2 separate regions of the Homo sapiens genome follow, and region 2 is linked to region 1. The links are chromatin contacts, found by Hi-C in ENCODE. All regions are on one chromosome and are shown on one strand. Each heading gives the region's core, a stretch centred on a gene start or an enhancer-like site at or near the end of the contact. The rest is flanking DNA. Distances are from core to core; before and after follow the strand shown. Region 1 has its middle 33 kb from the start of TILRLS. Region 2 has its middle 160 kb from the start of LINC02219.

Region 1 (3,150 bases), core at 72-2,571:
TGCATCCATGGAGTCTGTGGCAAAAGACTAGGAGTTTAATAAACTTGGATGACTTGGTCTAAGTAGCTGGGTAGAGCCGTTTGCTGAGATCCTTAAGGATCAGAGTTAGTGACCCTGATCTACATCCTGACTTTACGGCTAAGGCCTGGAGTTAATGGTAAACGTCCTCATTGTTTCGGTTTGCTGAAATATCATGTAAACTCAACATCAGGCGGCTGTTTGACTGGGGACAAACAATTCTGCATTCCAGAGCACGTTGACCCTGTGTGCAGGTTGCTCTGTTTGCTTTTCACTAACAAAGAAGTTCTCATTTGAGGCTGTGAAATTTAAACCACATTCTCTGTTCCACCTTGCTCTCCCTCATACGTGTGTGTGTGTGTATGTGTGTGAGTGTGTGAGAGACAGAGACAGAAAGAGAAAGAAACAGAGAGAGACAGAGACAGAGAGACATAGAAGCCATAGAATTTGCCTGGTGCTGTGCTTCAAGCCAGCACAAACTAACGCAAGCTAGAAATCTTCTGACACAAATGGAAGACTGTATAATGCACGAGGATTAGGCACCAGGTCCACAGGGCCACAGCAGGCTGCCACTAGCTTGAACAGGCCACCTGCTTCCAAAGCACTGACAAACATAAACAACATTCGTGCCAATTCGCCCCTCCATTTTATTTCCATCTTAAGAGACATTTTATTTGTCACCCACTGGAGTCCAGACAGTTAGATGTGCCTGACATTTCGGTCATGGTCAACACTCAATACATGGCATTCTTAGGATTTCTTGAGGGAGTTTGGTCTGATTGTCTACAGCCTAAGAACCTTCCACATTGTGAATGCGCTGCTGTCATTTTTACCTGTGGCCATGACATGTCCACATAGGTACAATATCACTTAATGTTATTATTATAAATTTTTAGCTATCATTCTTCCCCATAAGGGAACTTGAATTCATAATTCTGCATAGTGACGGTATCCACAGGGGACCCCAGGCTACTCAAATCCTCATGCTAAGAGTTTATAGACTATGGGCTGAAGATGAGTAAGCATTTCCCGCCATTCCTTCCCGGGCTATTAGCATTGTTTCAGTTTTTCTGGTTTGAACCAAAGCCAGTTGAATCTCCTCCAAGTTCCAGTTTTGGTCAGATCTCAGGAGACAGCCTGTCTGGTTGTTCAAAAAACAAATATCTGCCTGAACATCCACCCGACCTGGAGTTATGGCAGATCACAGCTGCCTAATGACCCCACCAAGTGTCCCTTCCACCGGGCAGGGGAGGGGAACAGCATGAAGCGCTGTAATCTCTCCCTCTGAGGTTGCTGAAGCCTAAATAAGAAGTCCTGCAAGCAGACGGCGAGGCTGCCGAGCCTGTTTCCTTCTTGCACGATTTGTCTCTCCCACCAGGTGTCTAAGTCATCTTTTTTCCCCCCTGTTTACTAAATGTCTCCTGTCATGGCCTCAAAGTACTTTAGACTAGCGTCTACCAGTATTTAGTGAGAATTTCCTGGGCCTGCTTCTGATATGTTTCCCAAAAGGATCTGAGAGATCTAGAAAAGGGGTCTCCACCCATGAGGAGTTTATAATCCAGAGGTGAAGACAAAAAATATATATAACAATAGACAAAATGGTGATATACAATTATTATATTACACACACATATTAGGGACCTTGTGATCAATAGGTTTTTCTGCAAATAGGTGACATCATCTACAGATTGGCATCTAGAACTTGTCCATTAAAGGAGCAGGGGTGGCATGGGATTTCATTCAGTGCTTTAAACAATCTATTTTTTATAGGACTTTTTTTGCTTTCTAGTTGCACAGCTCCTTTACGTAATTATTTGAAAGTAGGCTCTGAAAGGTACAGAAGGTGAACTAAGCACACACAGTGTTCTCCTGTTCCAGGTCCTTAGAAATGATAGAAACACACACACACATGTGCATACTTACAAATATATATATATGCACACACATGTACGTGCATACATATACATATATATGTATTCAGAGACAAGAGTAGGAATCTTCCCATGGACCATAAACTGTAAGGAATCCTGGAAAGAGGAAAAACAGAAACTGATGGAAGAAGGAAACTCCAATCTGAGATGCTCAGAGAAGGTACTCTTGCAAGGGGTTGGAGATAGAGGTAGAGGATGCTCGAAGCAAGGGAGATTTGGCAGCAATTAACGTGCCACGTGCCCATCTGGTGGTAGGTGACGGTTCCAGGAGGAAAACCCACGTCTTTTCTTTCTAATGCCTGTATTTCCACCACAGATTCTTGAATAGGCACAGGAGACTAGCAGGGTCTACACAGCACAAAGTGAGTAGAAATTTGGCTGTTTCTTATTAATTTGAGCTCTGTACGTTTAGTAAACTGTGTTATTCAGGATTGATTATGATTTAAACAATCTACTTTTAAAACATTTTGAAACTGAGTAACAGTGACTTCAAATATTTTTCATTGAACTATAGTCTGACTTTTTAATTCAGTGTAAAGTTCCTCATCAAATTTACCACCATAAATTTATGTTTAAATATGTTTAAATGTGTAAGCACATAGGTCTATCTCTCTCTCTTTTTTTTTTTCCTTCCTACTAGGAAGCTCAAAGCAAGTTTTTGTGCTAATCTCCAAACATTAATGTAACAGAGGTAGAATCTGGTCACTAATATTGAAACCGCCCAAGGGGTTCACCTTGCCCCCTGCCTAGACAGAGCCGATTCATCAAGACAGGGGAACTTCAATAGAGAAAGAAAAATTCACCAGAGCAGGCTCTGCGGGAGACTGGAGTTTTATTATTACTCAAATCAGTCTCCCCGAGCGTTCGTTTGGGGAGCAGAGTTTTTAAGGATAACTCGGTGGGTGGAGGGAAGCCAGTGAGCCAGGAGTGCTGATTGGTCAGAGATGAAATCATAGGGAATTGAAGCTGTCCTCTTGCTCTGAGTCAGTTCCTGTGTGGGGGCCAAAAGATCAGTGGGCCAGTTTATTAATCCGGGTGGTGCCAGCTGATCCATCAAGTACAGAGTCTGCGAAATATCTCAAGCACTGATCTTAGGAGCAGTTTAGGGAGGGTCAGAATCTTGAAGCCTCCAGCTGCATGACTCCTAAACCATAACTTCTAATCTTCTAGCTAATGTTAGTCCTACAAAGGCAATCTAGTC
Region 2 (3,158 bases), core at 57-2,556, 790 kb before region 1:
GTCATTTGATTGGGATAGATCTGATATCTGGGACATCTGGGTCATGTGTTATTAGGAGGAGAATCTAACTGACCTTTCCCACCTCCCCACCTCCTATAATAAATGCTTCTCTCTAACATCTTCTGCTTTCTTCTCTTTAAAGTGACCCCTGCCTATAGCAACCTTATGAGTGGGCACAGGGCATAGTTAACTTCCAGAGGCATTTGCTGTCTCAGACAGAGCTGCAGCTGCCTGGGGCTGGTAGAAAGTCTACTGGTTGATCATCAGTTCGGACTAATCATTACCCACTAAGCATAGATGACCATGTGGAGGGCAGGCTGCAATGGACGGTGCTTTACTTTCCCTTGCCAGGGCTGTCTAGATGAACCAGACTTCCACCAAACTGGAAGTAGCATTGGAGACACTTTCCAGGTTACAGTGTGAGGTGTTAGAATGAATACTCCAGTTCAGTGTGGGTGGACTCACGTATCTGCATTTTAAACAAGTGCCCATTTGATTCTTGTGGAAACTAACTTTTCTTCCAAGCTGTAACCGCTAGCTAACTTTATATTACATAGTCATCTGATTATTGCCTTCCTGCTTCACACCCACTCCCTGCCCTCCCTGTAGAATGCTCCAGGATTATACAAAATTTGTCTTTTGGCTTGCTACTACATGTATCTCCAGAATCTGGTACATAATAGATGTTTAAATGACTACTTATTAAATGAGTTAAAGTCTAAAAAACAGTCTATCTTGACAGGTTGCAGAATACTGATGACTCATGTGTTTCTTATAATAAAATTTCCTCCTGATATGTTGTGATAACATTCTTGTGAGTGTGTTTGAATATGTGGAGGTAGATGGAAGGAAAGATTGGTTTAATTCACTACTCTGCCCCAGGATTTAGGATGTGGACTTGAGCCAAATAAATGCAATATCTCTGGATTTTAAACTAGACCACTTATACTGTGGGCCTATATGCTTTTAAAAACATTATTTCTGTTAAAACCAGACTTCTATACTGAACCAATTGAACAGATAGTCTAGAATAAAATAATTTGCTGTTAGAGTTTGACTGTAAATCAGCCTCTGTATAAAGAAAATGTTTGACGGTCTTATGGCAGTGAAACATAAACAAACTGTAAATACATTCTTTTCACTGGTTTGTCAGGCTGGGCAAAACTTGACTGTTCACATCATCTTTGTATGGTCTATCAAAGTCTCAAATGAAAATATATTTTTGAGCTTTGTAAGATCCCAACAAAGAAAAATAAAGAGTTCCTTCGTCTACAGACCAAGCACAAGTATTAGGTGGCCTGCCAAGCTCCAAGCAGAACAAGAATGTGGCTGTTGCAGCCAAGTTCAGCTATCATAAATTTAAATATGCATTCCTTCTACTTGAGAATGGCTTATTTCCGTCACTTAGAGGAAGAGCTGACTCTTCCCTTGCAGACAAGCACCAGGCTTGGAAAAAAGCTATAAAGTAAATTAAAGTACCACAAGGTATTTACTAGCCTGCAAAATGTGCACCACGTTTAAGATCTTTCCAGCATGCTTCGTGATGAGGCTAAACAGATGAAATTATGCAACTATAGCCAAACTCCATCTCCAGTCTTACCTGTAAATGGTAACTCACAACCAAAGGGAGCAGAAAAAGAAATACTGGAAAGGAGAGAAACCAAATTTTGTGCTGCTTCACTGAGAAACATTTAAATGAAGGATAAAGAGCCAAGGGAAGCACCGGGAAAGAAAATATAATTTTCACTACACTCTATCGGAACCACCACCCCGATAATAGTGTTATTGGCACATTAGCTGTATGGTTGTGTTTACTGAAGTATTCTTTGGATACAGGTCATATGGTCAGGCTATCCTGTATTTAAAAAGCAAGATTGGTCTTAGAGATAAGACCAGGCAAGTCATCAAATATAATGCTTAATTATGTGGAGGGAGGACATTTACAACCAGGAACCGGAACTGAGCTGAGATGTTGAAGTGATTGACCAGTGAGAATTCACTTGAAGCCTGAACAGGGACAAAGAAAAGGATGTTTGGACACTGACTCTTACGTATCAAAAAGAAAAAAAGGATTTGCATGGGGCAGCAAAATGAAAGTTAGGAAGCAAGAATCCTTGAAAATTTCTATAAACATTGTGAATTGACATTGCCTTGTATCCAAATTAACTCTGGTAGCTCCACGTTACCTTGACGGGTGAATATTTTCTCACATCTTTGATTTTTTTCTTATGATTTTATCATGTAAATAAAGAAGAAGGAAGAAGGGAAGGTAATGAACATGTATTGAGTGTCTACTATGTGTCCAGAGTGTTACATATGTGCTCATAAAGTTCCCAAATTCTCTTGCCTTTGGGGTTTCTTTTAAATGCTCAACAAATGTAACCCGATGCTCCATTCCACAGGTTCTCATCTTCCTGAGTTTCCCCTTTCTTAGTAATCTTGTGCTTGCTAGAAAATGCACCCTCAGTCCTCTGATCTGGCTTTTGTCATCTCTCACATTAGACTTCTCTTTCAGGCATTTCTCTTCACACTTTTTGATTTCTGTAATGCCCTCTGGCTTCTCCCCACCCTGAGGCACTCTTGGTATGAACAAATACTCTTCTCCTTTTCTCAGAAAGCATGGTTACTACCTACCAATTTTTAATGTATGATAAAACTTTACAAATAGCTTGAGAATAACAGAAGACAATTACAATGCCAAGATGGAAAATTCAGACTATATATCAGACATTCCTACTCCTGGAAACACAAACCAAGCTCCTTCACAAAGGATCAGTGATTGGTTGCTTCCTCCTGAGCCCCAGTCTGCTACCCTGGTCAGGGGCTGTCCCCACTCCCTCAACTCTGTACTCACTAGACTTAGGCCAAGTTTCCCTCAACCTGTCTTAATGTCCCAGACCTGTCTTAATGTCTTAATTATTGTGCATAGAAGTCTAGCTCCTCATTCTCCAAAATGTCTTAGTTGTGAAATGGGATTTGGCCTTTTCCTTTGGATAATGAAATCCCCCTTGAAATGCTCTTCACAGACAAAAGCGTCAACTTCCTCCAAAAGCACATTCTTGAGCAACAGTTACAAATTGCAGGTGGCTTTCAGATAGTAATTATATATATATATTTTAATTATTATATGTATATATATATTTTTCTTCTTCTTAGAC

The links. A loop is a pair of places that touch in the nucleus more often than their neighbours do. Pooled maps may share reads with other maps.
Region 2: a loop to region 1 is called in a pooled map, with 4 times the contacts of the local background. The contact joins two enhancer-like sites. A Hi-C loop is called at or near these places in 2 of 168 maps with a recorded cell type or tissue (dorsolateral prefrontal cortex and sigmoid colon) and 7 of 50 pooled maps.

Annotation. Positions count from the first base shown.
Region 1 is chr5:67,232,990-67,236,139 of GRCh38, reverse strand. No RefSeq gene overlaps it. Among named protein-coding and RNA genes, the nearest start is that of TILRLS, 33 kb to the left of the region's middle. RefSeq lists an enhancer at 2,538-3,087. Within about 2 kb of position 1,321, at least 16 of the 41 ENCODE cell types and tissues checked have a DNase peak (open chromatin) inside an H3K27ac peak, as active enhancers do.
Region 2 is chr5:68,025,965-68,029,122 of GRCh38, reverse strand. No RefSeq gene overlaps it. Among named protein-coding and RNA genes, the nearest start is that of LINC02219, 160 kb to the left of the region's middle. Within about 2 kb of position 1,306, at least 6 of the 41 ENCODE cell types and tissues checked have a DNase peak (open chromatin) inside an H3K27ac peak, as active enhancers do.